Linked DNA regions of Homo sapiens: region 1 is linked to region 2. A link is a loop called in an ENCODE intact Hi-C map of the cell type or tissue named here. Cell type or tissue: MCF 10A. All regions are shown on one strand. Each heading gives the region's core, and the rest is flanking DNA. Links, peaks and the distances in the headings are about the cores only.

Evidence for each region. Peaks named below come from ENCODE experiments on the same cell type or tissue, not always from the same donor. Only the 100,000 strongest peaks of a DNase experiment are listed, where the experiment ranks them.
Region 1: it touches region 2 in a loop (12-fold over the local background); 4 of 110 quality-filtered maps call a loop at or near these places.

Annotation. Positions count from the first base shown.
Region 1 is chr6:100,094,909-100,103,843 of GRCh38, forward strand. No RefSeq gene overlaps it. Among named protein-coding and RNA genes, the nearest start is that of MCHR2, 110 kb to the left of the region's middle. In MCF 10A, for the core only: a CTCF peak has its summit at 4,754 (motif pointing left); no DNase peak of the experiment used is centred there.
Region 2 is chr6:99,901,952-99,910,886 of GRCh38, forward strand. No RefSeq gene overlaps it. Among named protein-coding and RNA genes, the nearest start is that of MCHR2-AS1, 88 kb to the right of the region's middle. In MCF 10A, for the core only: a CTCF peak has its summit at 3,751; a DNase peak (open chromatin) is centred at 3,750.

The sequences.
Region 1 (8,935 bases), core at 224-8,223, 190 kb after region 2:
TTGTTGCTAATAGTACTTCAAACTTTATTAAATGATTTCCAAAGAACATTATATCATCATACATCTTCCACATTTAGTAAGTATATTTTAGGTATTTATTTTTGTGTTGTTATAAATAAGACTTTTAACTATTATATTTTGACTAATTATTGATATTTAAAATATTTTTGTGTATTTAAAAGGTCTGTTGTCTTACCCATAACTTTTTAATAAATTACTTTTAATATTTTTTCAATTAATGGAAGCTTTCAAGTATGTAATTATATTACTTGCAAATTATAATCATATTTGCAACTTTTTGTCTAAAATAACTTTGACTTGAACTTCCATTACTTTGTTAAATAATAATGGAGATAAATATTCCTGATACTCTCCTCGGTGTCCTCCCATCAAGCGTGACATGGGCTGTTGGTTGGAAATAGATTTCCACCTCTCCCGCACAATAAAGAAATATGTTATATTTCTATGTTATTGAGAATTTTAATCAGATATAAATTTTAAATGTCATCTTTTTTTTGAAATCTATCAAGATCTTTCCTTTTCCCACCCATTTGTATAATAAGATGTATTTTCATCTTGCTAATTGTATTAGTCCATTATCATACTACTAATAAAGACATACTGGAGACTGGGTAATTGATACAGGAAAGAGGTTTAATTGACTCACAGTTTTGTGTGGCTGAGGAGGCCTCAGGACATTACAATCATGGTGGAAGGCACCCCTTCACAGGGCGGCAGGAGAGAGAATGAGAGCCAAGTGAAGGGGGAAAACCCTTATGAAACCATCAGATCTTATGAGAACTCACTCACTATCATGAGAACAACATAGAGGAAATCACCTCCATGATTCAGTTATCTCCACGTGGTCCCGCCCTTGACATTTAGGGATTATTACAATTCAAGATGAGATTTGGGTGGGGACACAGAGCCAAACCATATCACTAACCAATGCTAATATTAAACAATACTCAATGGTACTGAAGTATATCTCTTGTGGTGATTGGGTTTTTGTTGTTATATTGCAGAATTGTATTTTAAGATTTTTGCATCTACATTCAAAACTATATATTTTGTCAAATTTTTTTTATTATATACCAAACTCAAAAGTTTTTTCTTTATCTCTATATTCTTCATCTTCATTCTCTCTTTGTCAGGTTTTGGAATTAAGGTTATAATTGCTTTCAAAAAATTGGAAGTTTCCTTTTCCTTTCTGTTCTGGAAGTGTGTACAAATAGCATGAGACTAATTGTTCTTTGTGGGTTTTAATGAATTTGGACAAAAATCTTTCTGAGCCTAATGCTATGTTTTCAAGATTGTTCTTTCAAAACTGTCATTTTGTTATATTATTAATTTGTAAAAGTTATTGTCTTTTTAAAGTAGAAAATTATTGTAATTTATATTTTTCTTAAAAATTATTCTTTCAGAATTTCAAATGCAGTTAGAAAATAAAATATTAGTAGTGTGTATAGTTGTAACTGGCTTTATTACACAAGGTTATACAAGAAAAGGGAAGAACACAAGCAAGAATTAGCACATTTGCAAGAGAAGGGATAGGGAATAAAGTCAGTCCAGAAACTGGACTTAGAGGGATTGGAAATGCCAATGACTCATAGGTCCTAAACGAGAAGATGCAAAACTTTAAAAGCTTTTAAGTAAGAAAAGCTTGTGAATACTTAGCCTTGAGGAAAATACCATATTAAGATTGTGGCCTTTCTTCCTAAGTCTGGTGCCCTCAAGGAAGATGCTTTAAATTGAGAGAGAAAAAAAAAGGTATGAGGGTAAGGAGAAAAGCAAGAATCTGAGCTCGATAATTATATCTAGAAACATGAATTTCATTAGCTTTCTATTGCTACGTCAGAAATTAACATAAATTTAGCAGCTTTGAACAAGGTTTGTCCCAGTTCCATAGACCAGAAGTGTAGCCAGATTATCTGCTCAGCTCTCACATGACTACAATTAAGATATTGGTCTCATCTGAGGCTCAAGTTTCATTTCCCAAATCACTGGTTGTTGGCAGAATCAGCTCCTTGATGTTGGAAGACTGAGGTCCTCACTTCCTTACTGGCTGTCAGCTGGGGGTTGCTTTCAGCTCCTAGAGGATGCTCTCAGGTCCTTGCAGGTGGTTCCCTCCATCTGCAAAACCAGCAGTGGGGAATCCTCCCTATGTAGAATTTCTCTGACTTTAGAAAGGGCCCTTGAGGGACTCACCTGATTATGTCAGGCCCACCCTGAAAAATCTCCCTCTTTTCTCTTTTTAGAGACAGGGTCTTGCTCTGTCACCCAGGCTAGAGTACAGTGGTGTGATCTTCACTCACTGCAGCCCTGAACTCCTGGGCTCAAGTGATCCTCTTGCCTTGGCCTCCCAAAGTGCTGGGATTACAGGCATGAGCTACTACACCCAACATAATCTTCCTTTTGATTAACTCAAAAGTCAATTGATTAATAACCTAATCACGGAAATAATGCCTCATGATATTCACAGGTCTGCTTAAACTCAAGGAGGTGGCATTATATAAAGCATGCATGCCATGAGGCAGGAATCTTGAGGGCCATCTTAGAATTCTGCCTACCCCTGGAGCTGACAGGAATAAATAAGTTAGAAACCTGCTAAGGTATGGAGAGAATTTTGTCTATGAAACAACAAAAATAAAACAAAAATTTAAAAATATGTTTTGAGACTCCTAATTTGCACAAGCAATAAATACTGGATGTCACAAGCCCAGGATCCAGAACCACACAGAAGATTATAGAGCCTCAGTCGACCTAGGTCTCCAAATGTTTGCATGGAGTAGGTGCCCAACCTTCCCACAACCCCTCCCAGGTCACTCTCCAGACTTAATGCACATGAGAGCTGAGTGTGTTGAGCCATGAGATGTTTGATTTAGCGTTCCCAGGTGCTAGTATCACCATAAGCAAAACAATACTCTGTGGACAGTGAAGCGACTAAGTAGAAGGAGCTTCGGGTTCCCGGATGACCCAGTGAAGTCAAGTTACATACCTTCACTGGACTGTCTTTCCTGTAGTGTTTAAGCCTTTAAATTCTTAGAACTCTCTTTCTTTTACAGTAGTTTTGCCTAATTTTTATAACTCTCTTTTGTAGTAGTCTTGTCTATACCCCAACTAATAAATACATTTTCTTCTAAATAACTTTTATAGTTTTGTATTTGTACCACTCATTCAGGAAATCTTAGGTACTACCTTTAACTTCTTATCTATATCTGCCTTGAATTGTTATTTACATCTTTTATTGTTAATTACTTTTCCAAATGTTTATACCTTTTCCCTCTAAAATTTTAAGTCCTGTAAAGAACAGAAACCATCTCATATATTTTTATATTACATGATCCTTAATACTGTTCCCTAGAAACAGATGAGTTCAGTATATGTAATTTTTGGCTACTCTAAAGCTCTTGTATTCTTTTCTAGTTGCTTATAATTCAAGTTTCTGTCTCCAAATATATAATATTTTCTTCTCTTGAAACAATGACATGAACAAAATATGTTATTAGTCTAAGTTTTAAAAACTGCATTTTTAGTTTTTTTTGGTGTATTTATGTTTTGATAATGGTATTCCTGCCTTTAATAGTGAATGTATTCAGAGCTTATCCAGCCACAATGGCAATATTTTATGAGCAAAGACAGTCTTAGATAAATCTCTAACAGAACCTCCCCAATTATTTTGAAAATATTCCTTCCCAATCACTTAACAGGACTGTATTCCATAAGAGAGAATGCGACCTAGCAGTACTAGGAAGGATAAATTGATCTATCAGGATAAAGGGCACATTTTTTATCCTCTCAAATGCGATGAAAACAAATTTACATTTACTCTATGAAGACTTCAGTTACATGAAATCAAATATTCAGTTGAAGTTTTTAAAAATTAATTTTATTTCACCATTGGGCATTACTTTCTGATTTCATGAAGGTGTTCTCCTTGATATCACATATGTAGACAGCTCCAAAGGACAGAAGACATGAGTTTGGAAACCAACCGAGATGTCTCCAGGTGGCTCAGGGTCCCCATCAAGGTGGAATCAAATGCACCACTCGCTCAGGCTGCTGACAGCCCCCATCCATGAACTCTTTCAGGGTCCTTAATTTCAGGTTGGTTACAAAGACCAATAAAATGCTGCATTTTTATATATAAAATTTACTTTGAGCAAAGATCCTAAATTTATGAGGTATAATTTACTGAGATTATTGGATATAAATTACCTATGTAACAATGATTTAAGTAGAAAAAACAATAAATCATATTTTTAACTTCTCACATAACTTATTCTTTTATTATTATGCAATGCCAGTATATATTTTGCTTTAGTTTTCTGAGAAAACAAACAAACATTATTTAGCTGTAAAATTTGGTGGACATGCTGAAACATAAATTGAGGTTTCATCTGGATGAATGAAAGGATTTTTGAATAATTATAACTGTTTTAATCAGTTGCTGCTTTCCAGCAAGTACTGATCATATTTCAGTTGGGTGGGGTGGGAGGACTTATCTTTTTACCTATTACGTTATATAAGTTAATTCACTAAGTCAGTGTATTAACTGCATAAGGTTTATTTCCTCTAATAAGTACTAAAAGGCTTCAGTATTTAGTATTTTCTGGAATATGGATTTATTACACTCTTTTGGTTTTCTTTTTTTGTTTTACCATGTATATATTCGCACTGTTTTAGACTTTGATCTGAATGTTATTTCAAACTATAGTGCCACCTAGTGTTTATGCAATTTATCTGGGCCACCCTTTCTAAGAAATAAAGTGATAAGAAGGATAAGTATTTTAAAATATGAAAGCAACATTATTTCCCAAATTTTTCATATCAATGGGTTCTAAGCAAACTAAACTTATGTCTTAAATAAAACCAACCTTCTACTTTTAACTAAAAAAAGCCAACCAGCTATTTTTAGTAAGCTTTCCCTAGGTCATGCTTAGTATTCTACAGACTTAACTGAAATGTTTGGAATTCAGAGTGTCACACATTGTCAAGTTCCGAGTAGCTTGTTAGCAGACACAGTACTTAAAATCATAGACTGCTGGAACTGGAGTGTCTTAGCTGAATGGAGATAAGGGACAATGGTGAATAATGAGCATCATTATAAGTATGCCACACTCTTGTTTTCTTTTCACCAGCTTCTTATTTGTTCACGTGATTTCAAATTCTGCAACCACATGTAACTATTCCAAAAGTCAAAGAGGAGAGATTTTAAATAAATAAAACACTTACCTGAAGATAAGATGTTATCTAAGAAAATAAGTGATCCTGGCCGGGCGCCGTGGCTCACGCATGTAATCCCAGCACTTTGGGAGGTCGAAGCGGGCAGATCACCTGAGGTCGGGAGTTCGAGACCAGCCAGACTAACATGGAGAAACCCCGTCTGTACTAAAAATACAAAATTAGCTGGGTGTGGTGGCGCATGCCTGTAATTCCGGCTACTCAGGAGGCTGAGACAGGAGAATCGCTTGAACCTGGGACGCCGAGGTTGTGGTGAGTCGAGATTGCACCACCGCACTCCATTCTGGGCAAAAAGAGCAAAACTCCATCTCAAATAATAATAATAATAATAATAATAATAATAATAATAATAATAATTGATCCTAAAGTTAATTCTTTACAGACATCAATCCTTTAGAAAGAGATACCAGAATATTTGCTCCTTCTTTTTTAGAAGAAAATGTATCACTTAGTTAGAACTGATGATGAACCTTCAGCTTAACTTTAGATGTCATCTAAACTAGAAAGATTATTTCAGAAACTTCTGATTGTTGTTTTGGTAACTTCTCACCTTCTTTTTGGTTGATGGTTCTTGATATTGTTTCAGTTGGAACACTTTTGTCTCAAATGGTAGAAAACCCATACAATCAGTTGCCTGTGTAATAAAAAACTTACAGGGCTGGTTTGATCATAACTTTGGCTATGTTTCTTCAAGTTCTCTTAGCTCTGCTCTCCTTCCTGTAGGTTTTGCCCTCCAGCTGGCTTTTCATAGCCTGATAATACAGTCAATCCATTACCCCTGCTGTTACTTCCTACTGAGGAAGGGAAAGCTTCTCCTTCCTTCCCCTTGAACAAAGCTCTAGGCAGGGCTTCACTCTAATTGGACAAATTAGATCATGTGTTTCATTCTGGGACCAGGTCAGGAGAATGGGATTATGCTAAATGGTTTAATACCATTAGCAGTTTTCCTTGGGGTACAACTGGTATGAATAGCAACAAAAACTCATGCCTGAGAGACTCAAGGTTCTGTTAAGAAGTGGGACAGTTATATTTCATTCTTTTCTAGAAATGTGACAATCCTACTTAATTGTAGTCAGGTCATTAGTTCAATCATGGCTTATTCACTTTAGTAATTCCAAAACACAGGGCTTCATACAAAGTAGGTGTTTAATAAATGTATTTTTAAAGATAAATTAATGAGAAGTTACATGACGAATTAATAATGGCTTATTTGCTATGACTTAATCTTCTTGGTTTAGAAATGTCTTCCTAAAGCAATGGATTGAGAAAGTGGTCATATTTAAATGGAAGCAAAAATTATTTTGGTTATTTTTGCTATTGATTGTGATAATAGCTACCATATGTTGTTATTACCCTATACAACTAAACTGAAAGTTGGAAACCTGATTCATGGAAGAAACTTTACCCTAAATATGGGGATTAAAGTATAAGGAAGTGGAAGACAGCATAAAATGTTCATGTTATTACTTTTCAAAATTTGTTTCAGATGTCATCACAAGAAGTAAAAACAATAAATCTGGATATATTCATTGAAAGTATGTGACTAAAATCATGTTGATATCATCTTTTAGCTGAGTCAATGTTAACAAATAAAGTTGGAAACCTGAGACTTTTTAGGTTGCTAATGTAAGGTATTACTTTGCTGGCAAGCCACAGTGAATAAAACCAACCACATCTTTAGTATAGTCCAAAGATATGTCACATAGAAGTAGCTTTATGTTAAGCCTAGCCCACAGTATCATACCGACCATGTCTTCAGAGATGAGATGTCCCCTGCATCAACTGTTCGCAATACTTTTTCCAGTGAGTCATCTGTTATAATTGACTGCTGTAAATATGAAGGAAGTATACAACATGTAAAGCCCGGAGTTTAGTTTATTCAAGGAAGAGCTAGCCATCTATGTAGCTAGAACCCCAAAAGTAGTTTCCAGTTTTGTTCCTCAGACACCCAGAATTTGGCGTAGCTTCACAGACTGACATGATGAAGAGATTAATAGTGGACATGTTTCCACCTTTTTACCTCTTTTGTCTGTTTTATAAATTCAAATTTTGTATGTTGAGATTCTGCACCTAGTTTAAAAAAAAAAATACTTTGTGGCTAAAAAGTTTTGATGGTCACTGACATGCACTACAGTTGAGTACCCATGCCTGGAGGGGAGAGCAGCAATAACTATGGTAAGGCGGTGAACATTTCAGTACCACAGGAATGCCGAGGTCTATACGTTAACAAAACACTTAATGGAAAGAGTATTCTCAGTTCATCATCTGGATGGATTATTTGCCACTCTAATATTACCTGTATATGACTCTAAATTCTCAAGTAAACATATGGAATATTACATGATTTCTAAAACAAAAAGCCATCTGATGTTATATATCATTACAGATCTGCCAATGATTTCTGTGTGGGTCGATAGAACTTCTTGAAAGAGTTCAGCACATTGGGTCAGTGGCTCTCTGTGGCATTGTGACACAGGAGATTTAAGTTCTCCTTTAAAAAATCTCTCCTAGTGACTTGTGACTATTTTCAGAAATTCTCGTGTTAAAAATTCACTTTTCTGGATTAAGACATTGTCTTCTGTTAAAATGCAAATAATTCCACTCAGAAAATATAATGTTTTACAAAATACATATTCAAGTTTCAAAAATGAAATTAAGAAATATCTGCAATTAAATTCATTTTAGTGTATGAGTTCCTGCTTATCCTCAATAGCAAAAAATTGAATCTTGCCAAATTGAAATAACTCTGTCACTTCTGATTTTAAATTTAATATTTTTTTGGGGGGACTCACTACTCAGCCATTCAAGATTCTTTCCCACCTTCTTCTTTCTCTGTAGAGAAATCTGGGTTTATGGAGGTTTATGTAAGGGAATTGTGGTGCATTTTCAAGGGTGCATATCTGGCTTATGGTACACCTGCTCTCTTATGCCTTCACTTGAGGTGTAACTTGTCCCACTAGATCTTGAACATTGACTTCACCTCATTCCATGTGCCACTGATGCTTGCAGTCCTGCTGTGACCTCCAGTTGCCTATTCCATGCATTTTGTGTACTTCTCAAGCCAATCACAGGCTCTTTAGTCTGTCAATCTTCTCAGACACTTCTCTGCCCTCTTGGGGACCGGGAACTTCTGACTGGCTTCCCCACAGTAAACTGAGGTGAGTAGGAATCCGGGTGGCTTCCCTCAGGCCTATGGCCTAGATGAGAGCTATAAAAAGTGCGCTATGTAAACCCAGTCTTAGTATACAAATTATTTAAATTATTAGTTACTGACTCATTTGGATTGCTATAACATAATACCATAGTCTAGGCAGAAAGAAATAGCTAACACTTATTTCTTGTAGTTCTGGGGCTGCAAAGCCCAACACTGAGGTGCTGGCAGATTTGGTGTCTGCTGAGGGCACATTTCCTGATTCATATGTGGTGCTTTTTACTGTGTCCTCACATTGTGGAAGAGGCAAGGTAGTTTTTTGGGGCCTCTTTTACAAAGGCACTAATCCCATTCCTGAGGGCTCTGTCGTCATGACCCAATCACCTACCCAAAGACTCCACCTCTTAATATCACCACCTTGAAGGTGAGGATTTCAACATAAAATTCTGGGGGGACATAAACACACAGAGCATCACATTTGTTCCTGTGAAATTAAGTACAGAAATTGACAGTAAGAGTTTAGAACTTTCCGTAGTAATT
Region 2 (8,935 bases), core at 431-8,430:
ACCAATCAATTGAACCCCCTTGGGCATAAGTGGGGAATATGAGCCATTTAATAGCTATTGGAGCGTTATAAAACTAAGAAACAATTTGTTTGGGTAAAGTTTATCTCCTTGTAAAAGTGATTGTTTCTTATTATAGTATTTAAGAGGCTGATTATGTAATCAGGGTAATATTTTTAGATGTGTTTGTAAAGCTGAAGTTTTGCTCTGCTGGCAAAAGAATCCACCCAAGTTGTCATGAGCAGAAGATGCTTGGCAAAAAGGGTTCAGTGTAGGCGCTCTTCTTTTCTCTTTTTGTGAGAACTACCATGATAAGTCATGTGAAACAAATGCTTAAGATCTAATTGTGTTCTAAGTGGCCCCTTTGAAGTGACTCAAGTTATCTCCCTTTTAGAGGAAAAAAACTCAGCATTAAGAATAATTGGTTAACTCGCCTCCAACAAGTTTTTCTAATCATAACAATGCACTTATAATAAAAAATAGGAATACTTTTGTATTCAGATGTCAAACTTTTCTTGGAGAAAAGGTTGGAAAACAGTATAGTGAGGGCACGGGAAAGGAAATATGCCTCTCTCGGATACTATAAATCTCATAGGACTCTATAATTTTGAACTAAATGTTTAGTTCATAAATTAATAAAATGTAAGGAACAAAATGGGAGAAGATGAGCAGTGACAATAAGTGCTTTCTGTATTTGTCAGGGTCCAATATGGAAAATAGAAACCACTTCAGGTATCTCAAGCAGAGAGGAATTAATGCAGGGAACTGGCTGAACACTTGTTGGAAGGATGGAGGACCAACTCAGAAAAGGGCATGTTACCCAGTGATGAGCGGCCACCTCTGCTACTGCCACTGTAGCCACTGCTGTTGGAATCATGCTGCTGAACTCCTGCTTCTGCTGCTGCCAGAAGTACCACCAGGAGGTAAGAGGAGGTGAGGTATTTTAGCTGATTTGCCAAAGACTCTTAGGTGAGATGCACACAGGGTTGGAAGAGTAATCTCAAGATGGACTGGAGGACAATAGCTCTGTATTTGCTGCAGACTAGAATTATGGAAGGAGGCAGAGTCAGTAATGACTGAGACATTTTTACAGAAAATTGTTGAATTAAGGATGTTGTAGCCCACCTCAAGAGTTCGGGAAATTAATTCATTTTGAAAATATAATCAGAATATGTTCCAGTTCACCAGCATAGGGTGGTTGTATTTCCTTTAGTTACAAAATGCAAGCCCCCTCACATGTCTGAAGTCTACTGTTTTCTTTGAGTCTCTCTTATCACATAATGCAAAGCTTAATTTTCTGGTCTATGAATTAGTTTTTGTTTTTCATCTGCTACAACTGTTTAGGAGAGAAGAAAGCACAACACATCCTTAGAGACTGACCTCCACATAGCTGACCCTGATCTGTCCTCTCTGCTTGTTTTTTTCTGTCTCCAGTATCTTTTTCTGTGAAAATATCTCCTTACTGTGCTATTCCATTCTCTTTTATATCCAACATATTAGTACGGAAGCCTGGGGTGGACACCACATATCCCGGCTCACACTATGGTGGATCTGGACCAAATACATTGACAACAGAAAGAAATGAAGAAATGCCAGTAATTTGAATACTAGCTTTCTTGTTTTTTGAAGGTGGTTGAGAGGTGGCTGTATGTAGAATGAAGGAATCAGCCATTTAAATTGGGTTGACTAATCAGTTAAATCAAATAACTACATGTTTATTTTTCTCCTCACCATGTTAACCAAGTGTTTGACAGAACAGAGTGGTTAATTAAATAAAATGGACATTTCAGCACTTAACTTTATCATACACGTTTGTTACTTAAAAAGTATTTTTAAATTGGAACCAGTGAATTACTGAAAATCGGTTTGCAAACTATTGCTTTGAAGAGCTTAATATTTGTCTAGAGAGTCACCTAAGATCTAGAAACTGGCTTGAAAAGCAGGTCATTAGCACCCACATTTTCTTTATGTTCTTCATTTATCTATCACCTCTTATCAACTCTTTAAAGTTCAATCATATCTTTTACCAGTATTTGGTCCTGCCTGTGCCTTCCTCTGGCTCCTACCCAGCTCCAAAGTTCTACTGGGTGATTGCAGTGCCTATCTATCAATACCTAGATCTGTTCGGCATCACTTTGGTCGTGAGGAAATGAGACTTTTGGTTAACCATTATAGAAAATAGGAGCTAGCACATTCTCATGTCTCTAATTAAGAGGCCCTTTCCTTTGTGTAGTCACTGGGGTTGACTGTGGCCTTGAGGGTCTATTGCAATTGAGGAAATCTTAGAAAAGAGCCAAATATGTTTAATTCTGTTCCCTAAGCATACCACCATGCCATTAAATGCTCATAGCACTTTTTTCCCCCACTAAGTCTCTTAAGAATTTTGAGTATCTACATGTTCTGAAGGAAAATTTCAACTGTATTTGGACCAAGATGCAAAATGCAGTTTATTGTACTTTCATCTCACAGTCATTCCATGAAGTTTGTGATTTACCATGTGGCTCCAAAACCAAATGCGTGGCACTGATGCATTGGGATTTATTGGTGAGACAGTGTGATATAAGCAAAGAGGAGAGTCAGGAAAAGCGGGGTGCGCAGCGCTTGGCAGAAGCTATTTACTAAGGGGGAATAGGCACACGGTAGGGTCAATAGTGGGCTTGGCTAATATCAGAGGTTCAATTAGGCAAGTAAGCCATGGTGATCAAGAAACTTGGATTCCCAGATATGGTTCAGGCAAGCATTTGGCACCTTATGTCTGAGCCAAAGAGGCAGGAGGCAAAAGGAGTATGGCGATGGGAAATATGTGTATATGCTTGGTGTGTGTGAGAGTTTTACATAAATAATTCATAATGCAGATAGTGTATGCCTAGATGACTGAGACTTAGCAGTAGAGAGAAGAAAGTTGAAAAGGCATGCTACGTGGAGGGTGTTTTATGCTTTCTGAGTCTGCGCTTCGACCTGGTCTAAGTTGTTTTCATCAGAAATAAATCACTACTGACATTTCATTTTTAGTCACAACTCTAAAATCTTATTCTACATTCTTGAAAAATCCTTGGTTTGGCAAATAAAAATTGGCAGCTACTATCTGTAGAAATCCATTCTCTTGAGGTGAAGTTGACAGAATCATTTAATATAAGCCCAATTCTCCCACACAGGAGAGTTGTGAAGATTAATGAAGCCATTTAAAAAAATTCTTTGACAGCATATTGTAGAAAAGGCTTTTTAGAAAAATATTATTAAATCTAGATTTTTGTGATAGGGACGTAATCTTTTCCTAAATAAATTAGAATCTGTCTGTCTATTCATCTCTCTATCTCTCTAATCTCTCTTCCCCAGAGGAATGTCTTTCACATGTATTTGATTTTTAACCTAGAGTAAGAAATATATTTTATTTCACATACTAGTGTGTGCATGTATGCACACCACACCTGGAAACGTATATTATTTGCACAACTGTGCTCTGTTCTATCAATTAAGGGGGAAAGGAGGTAAAACAGCTGGTTGAGCTACTAAATTGGTTTCATGGCTTTCTGGTTGCAACTTGTGGCTTAAAAAACACTACTAGTACATATCCTAAGTAAACAGATAAGCATTTAGAAATATCTATGCCAAAACCCTATGTAGAAATTATTCAAAGCAGGAACTCAAAGCACAAGAATCAGGTAATTGTTTAACTAGGCCAGAGTTGTTTTCTTCAGGGACCTGGCAGGGGCAGTAAAAGCCTATAACAAGCTGCTTCTAAGTTCGCCCTAATTGAGCACTGACTCCCCCTTGAGGTTTCTGATTGAACTTTTTTCTTTTTATTGCTGTGAGCAATACAGAAATTAATAGGCTAATTCCTGTACCTGGTCCATATGGTATCTTTTGACAAATAATAACATTATTATTTAAATGAGTGTTTAAAGAGACTAAAGTTATTTCATATGAGTTTTTGCAGTTACATGCATATTTGTGCTAGACGATAACTACACACTTAGTTCTAGTCCTTCTTCCATTGTTCTACAGAAATCTAGATGACAGTCTGTTTTCTGTCACCATCCAGCATTGAGAATCCCCAGAGGCCATTCAGGCATTTGTCTATGTTGGCACTGGGACATTTCCTCAAGTCAAAATGGAGAATTTCTGCCCATTTGCTTTCACTTTTTCAAAATGACTGGCCAGTTTTGTTGAAATAGCCTGACCTTATACTTTAATAATCACCTACACAGAAATTAACTACTGTCCCTGTTTCCTCAACTTAGGAGTTCTAAAAATCAGTATAGGCCGGGCAGGGTGGCTCACGCCTATAGTCCCAGCACTTTGGGAGGCTGAGGTGGGCGGATCACTTGAGGCCAGGAGTTCAAGACTAGTATGGCCAACATGGCAATCCCCCGTCTCTACTAAACATACAAAAGTTAGCTGGGTGTGGTGGCGCACGCTTGTAGTCCCAGCTACTCGGGAGGCTGAGGCATGAGAATAACTTGAATCTGGGAGGTGGAGGTTGTAGTGAGCTGAGATCATGCCACTGCACTTTGGCCTGGGTGATAAACTGAGACCCTGTTTCAAAAAATAAAATAAAATAAAATCAGTATAGCTCATACTGCACTACATGATTTTTATAACTTAAATTCTGGTTTCATTTTTAAAGAGCACTTGGTATTCAAAATCTCACACTGTTTCATAAACCTTTCAGCACAAATCTGTACAGGGCAGTGACATGCTGTTTTGATTGTGTCTCAGCTCATTTATTTAAAAGGCCTGAAAGTTTGTTTCAGCAGATTTCCTGCAGGTGTGTCTGATTACCTGGGCTCCACTGATTCAGTAAGATAAATGGAAAACTTAGATCTTCATGAAATAGGGGCTTAAGGGAGAAATTCTGCAATGAATTGTCGTAAGAAGGAAAAAGTTCCCCATCTCTAGATATACTTAATCATAGGCTTGCTGACTACTTGTTTGAGACACTTTGGGAAGGAGAGTAATGTAGAATTAGATAGCTTGTAAGGTCTCAGCCCATTGAGAAATTCTATGAGTTTAAATTATGTGAAAAGATTGTCATATTTAGCTTTCAGATCTATTGAATTTTCAGTGACAGGCATATGGGCTGGCACCCAATATAGTAAGTTATCATTTGCGAAGTCTGGGTTCAGTATGGTAGCAACTTCAGAAAATCCTTTGCTGAATTTGTTCTTCAGCTTAAAAACTTCAGTCACTATTCTTTAGCCTTTTTCTTCTTCCTTTTCCTGGGGTGTCAAGCTCTACATTTGCAGAAAAATTGTTAACGTTTAAATATTAGGGAATCCAGATAACATCAGGCATAAGCATTCTTTGAAGAATCTCTAATGGTTCTTAATCATTTTGGAATCACGGATGCTTTTGGACCCTGCCCAGAACAGTGCACATTGAATTTTACAGGCTTAGAGGATTCACCCCAGATTAAGAATCCTTGTAATGAGCAATAGAAATGATCCCTGAAAGTATCGAAGACCCGAAGCCATGAAACTACTAGAATAAAATATTGAGGAAATGATTTAGGACATTGGTCTGGGCAAATACTTTTTAAAATAAGACCTCAAAAGCACAGGCAACCTAAGCAAAAATAGAAAAATGGGATTATATCAAACAATCAACAAAGTGACGAGACAACCCGCAGAATGAGGGAGAAAATATGTGCAAACTACTTGAGGGGATGATGGATACCCGACTCTTCATGATGTGCTTATTTCACATTGCATGCTGTATGAAAATATCTCATGTACCCAATATATATATATACCTACTATGTACCCACAAAAATAAGTAAAATAAAAGTCTAGCGAAAAAATATTTACAAACTATTCACTTGACAAGGGATTAATGATCAGAATATATAAGGAGCTCAAATAACTCTGTAGCAAAAAAAGATCTGATTAAAAAGTGGACAAAAGATCTGGATATTTCTCGAAAGAAGACATACAAATGGCCAAAAGACATATGAAAAAAAACCCAACATCACTAGTCATCAGAGAAATGCAAATCAAAAGTACAGTGAGATATCATCTCATCCCAGTTAAAATGGCTTTAATAAAAGAGACAGGCAATAATGAATGCTAGAAAAGATGTAGAGAAAGGTGAAACCTCATACATTGTGATGGGAATGTAAATTGGTACAGCCACTACGGAGAACAGTATGTAGGTTCCTCAAAAAACTAAAAATAGAACTACCATACGATCCAGCAATTCACTATTGCGTATATATCCAAATGAAAGGAAATTAAGATATCAAAGAGACACTTGCACTCCCAAGTTTATCTCAGCGCTATTCACAATAACCGAAATGTGGAATCAACCCAAGTGCCCATCAATGGATGAATGGGTAAAGAAAATATGGCATATATACACAACGGAGTATTTTTCAGCCATAATAAATGAAATCCTGTCATTTGCTGCAACATGGATAAAACTAAAGGTCATGTTAAGTGAAATAAGCCAACCACAGAAACACACATATTATATGTTCTCCCTTATATATGGGTGCTAAAAAAGTGAATTTCATGAAGATAGAGAGTAGATTAGTGTTTACCAGGGAGTGGGGAAGGTAGAGGTGGGGATAAAGAAGAAAAGTTGATTAATGGGTACAGGTATACAGTTTGATAGATGAAATAAGACCATGTTAGATAGATAAATAGGGTGACTATAGTTTATGATAATCTATTATATATTTCAAAATAGCTAGAAAAGAATTTGAATGGTTCTTGCATAAAAAAGACACAAACATTTAAGGAGATGAATATTCCAACTACACTAATTTGATCTTTACAAATTATATTAATGTATTAAATTATCACATACATCTCAAAACTATGTGCATCTATTAAAAAAAAGAACCTTTGCAAAGAAAAATGTATTCTCTCCAGTGTCTCATATTCTTACTTTTTAGGGACTGCCAGGACACACCAACTAGTCCTCAAGTTATTCTCAAGAGGCATTGAATTTCTTTGTAAATGAAACACATTAATGGAAGTAATAAATACCATATCCCCTGCCCAACAATAACCAAATTATATTTACATTAAAATAATCTGAGAATGGAAAAGGAGTTCATCAAGCATAAAAACTGAGAAAATCACAAAGGAAAAAAGCTGATGGATATGATGTAAAAATATAAAAATAAAAGATGGGGCCAGGTGCGGTGGTTCACGCCTATAATCCCAGCACTTTGGGAGGCCGAGGTGGGTAGATCACTTGAGGTCAGGAGTTTGAGACCCATTTGGTCAACATGGTGAAACCCTGTCTCTATTAAAAATACAAAAATTAGCCGGGCGTGGTGGCACTCGCCTCGAATCTCAGCTACTCGGGAGGCTGAGGCAGGAGAATTTCTTGGTCCTGGAAGGCAGAGGTTGCAGTGAGCTGAGATTGTGCCATGCTCCACACTGCACACCAGCCTGGGCGACAGAGCAAGATTCCATCTAAAAAAAAAAAAAAAAGATGGTTCATCAAAGGACACCATTAACAAGATTAAAAGGAAAATGAGAAATTGGAGAAAATAATTACAGCCAACATTTAGTATATGAAAGGCCTTTTAAAATCAATAAGAAAACATTAAAAATGTAAAAAATGGCTGAAGTATATGAAAATATGAAAATACCATTTTTCCTACAGCAATTATTGACTGATTACCATGTGGCAGACACAGAGGGTCTTGGGATAGACAAATATCCTGTCTTCAAGGAGCTTAATTCACAGTAAATGAAAATGGTCAATTAACATATGAAAAATGCCTACATGTACTTAGAGATCAAAGAAATGCACAAAATTGTTGAGAAACAATTTTGACCTGTGATATTAGTAGAGAAGAAAAATAATAATACTGAATGGTGTTGAGAAGATGGGGAACAGATGCTGTTATCTGTTGCAGGTAGGTGGTTCCATGGTGCGTGGCAAAAGGTATTAAGAATTTTAAGAACTGGGTACTCTTTTATTTATTTATTTCTCTTCTATGAATCTGTCCCAAAAAAGTGTCAAAAACTCAGACAATACTTACGTATCAAAAATGTCCATTGCAATATTAGTTATAACCTTAAAAAACTGGGAGTAACCTAAGTTCTATTTAAAAATATATACCATCATTCAAATTGTGTTAAGGTAACCTATAGGCTTAGAAATAAAAAATAGAAACCATTGTGATTTTCATTTTACTTTTTCTTTTTTTATTTCTAAATTTCCTATTTTTTATTACTTTTGTAATGAAATGTTATTATGATAAAATATTAGCAATGATTATCTCTGGTTTCTGAATTAGGGATGATTTTTCTTTTCTTTTTTTGAGTTGTCTTTTTACAAAACTGACACATAGCAATTGTACATATAAATGGGGTACATACTGATGTTTTGGTACATATAATAGTGATCATCAGGGTAACTGACATATCCATCATCTTAAATACCTATCATTTCTTTGTGTTGGAAATATTCAATATACTCCTTCTAGCTGTTTGAAACTATGTAATATATTATTGTTAACTATAGTCATCTTACAGTGATGTAGATGTAGAACACTAGAACTTATTTCCCCTATCTAGACGTAATTTTGTATCTTTTAACAAATATCTCCCTATCTCTGTCTTCCCCATGCCCTGTCCAACCTCTAGTATCCTCTGTTCTACTTTTTGCTTCTGTCAGATCAATTTCTTTTAGTTTCCACATATGAGTGAGAACATGCAGTGTTTAATTTTCTGTTGTTGGATTATTTCTCCTAACATAATGTCCTCCAGTTTCATCCTTGTTGCTGAAAATGACAGTATTTCACTCTTTTTAATGGCTGAATAGTATTCCATTGTGTATATATGCCACATTTTCTTTATCCATTCTTCTGCTGTTGGACGTGTAGGTTGATTCCACATGTTGGCTATTAAGCATAGTGCTGCAATAAACATTAGAGTGCAGGTGTCCCTTTGATATACTGATTTCTTTACCTGTGGCC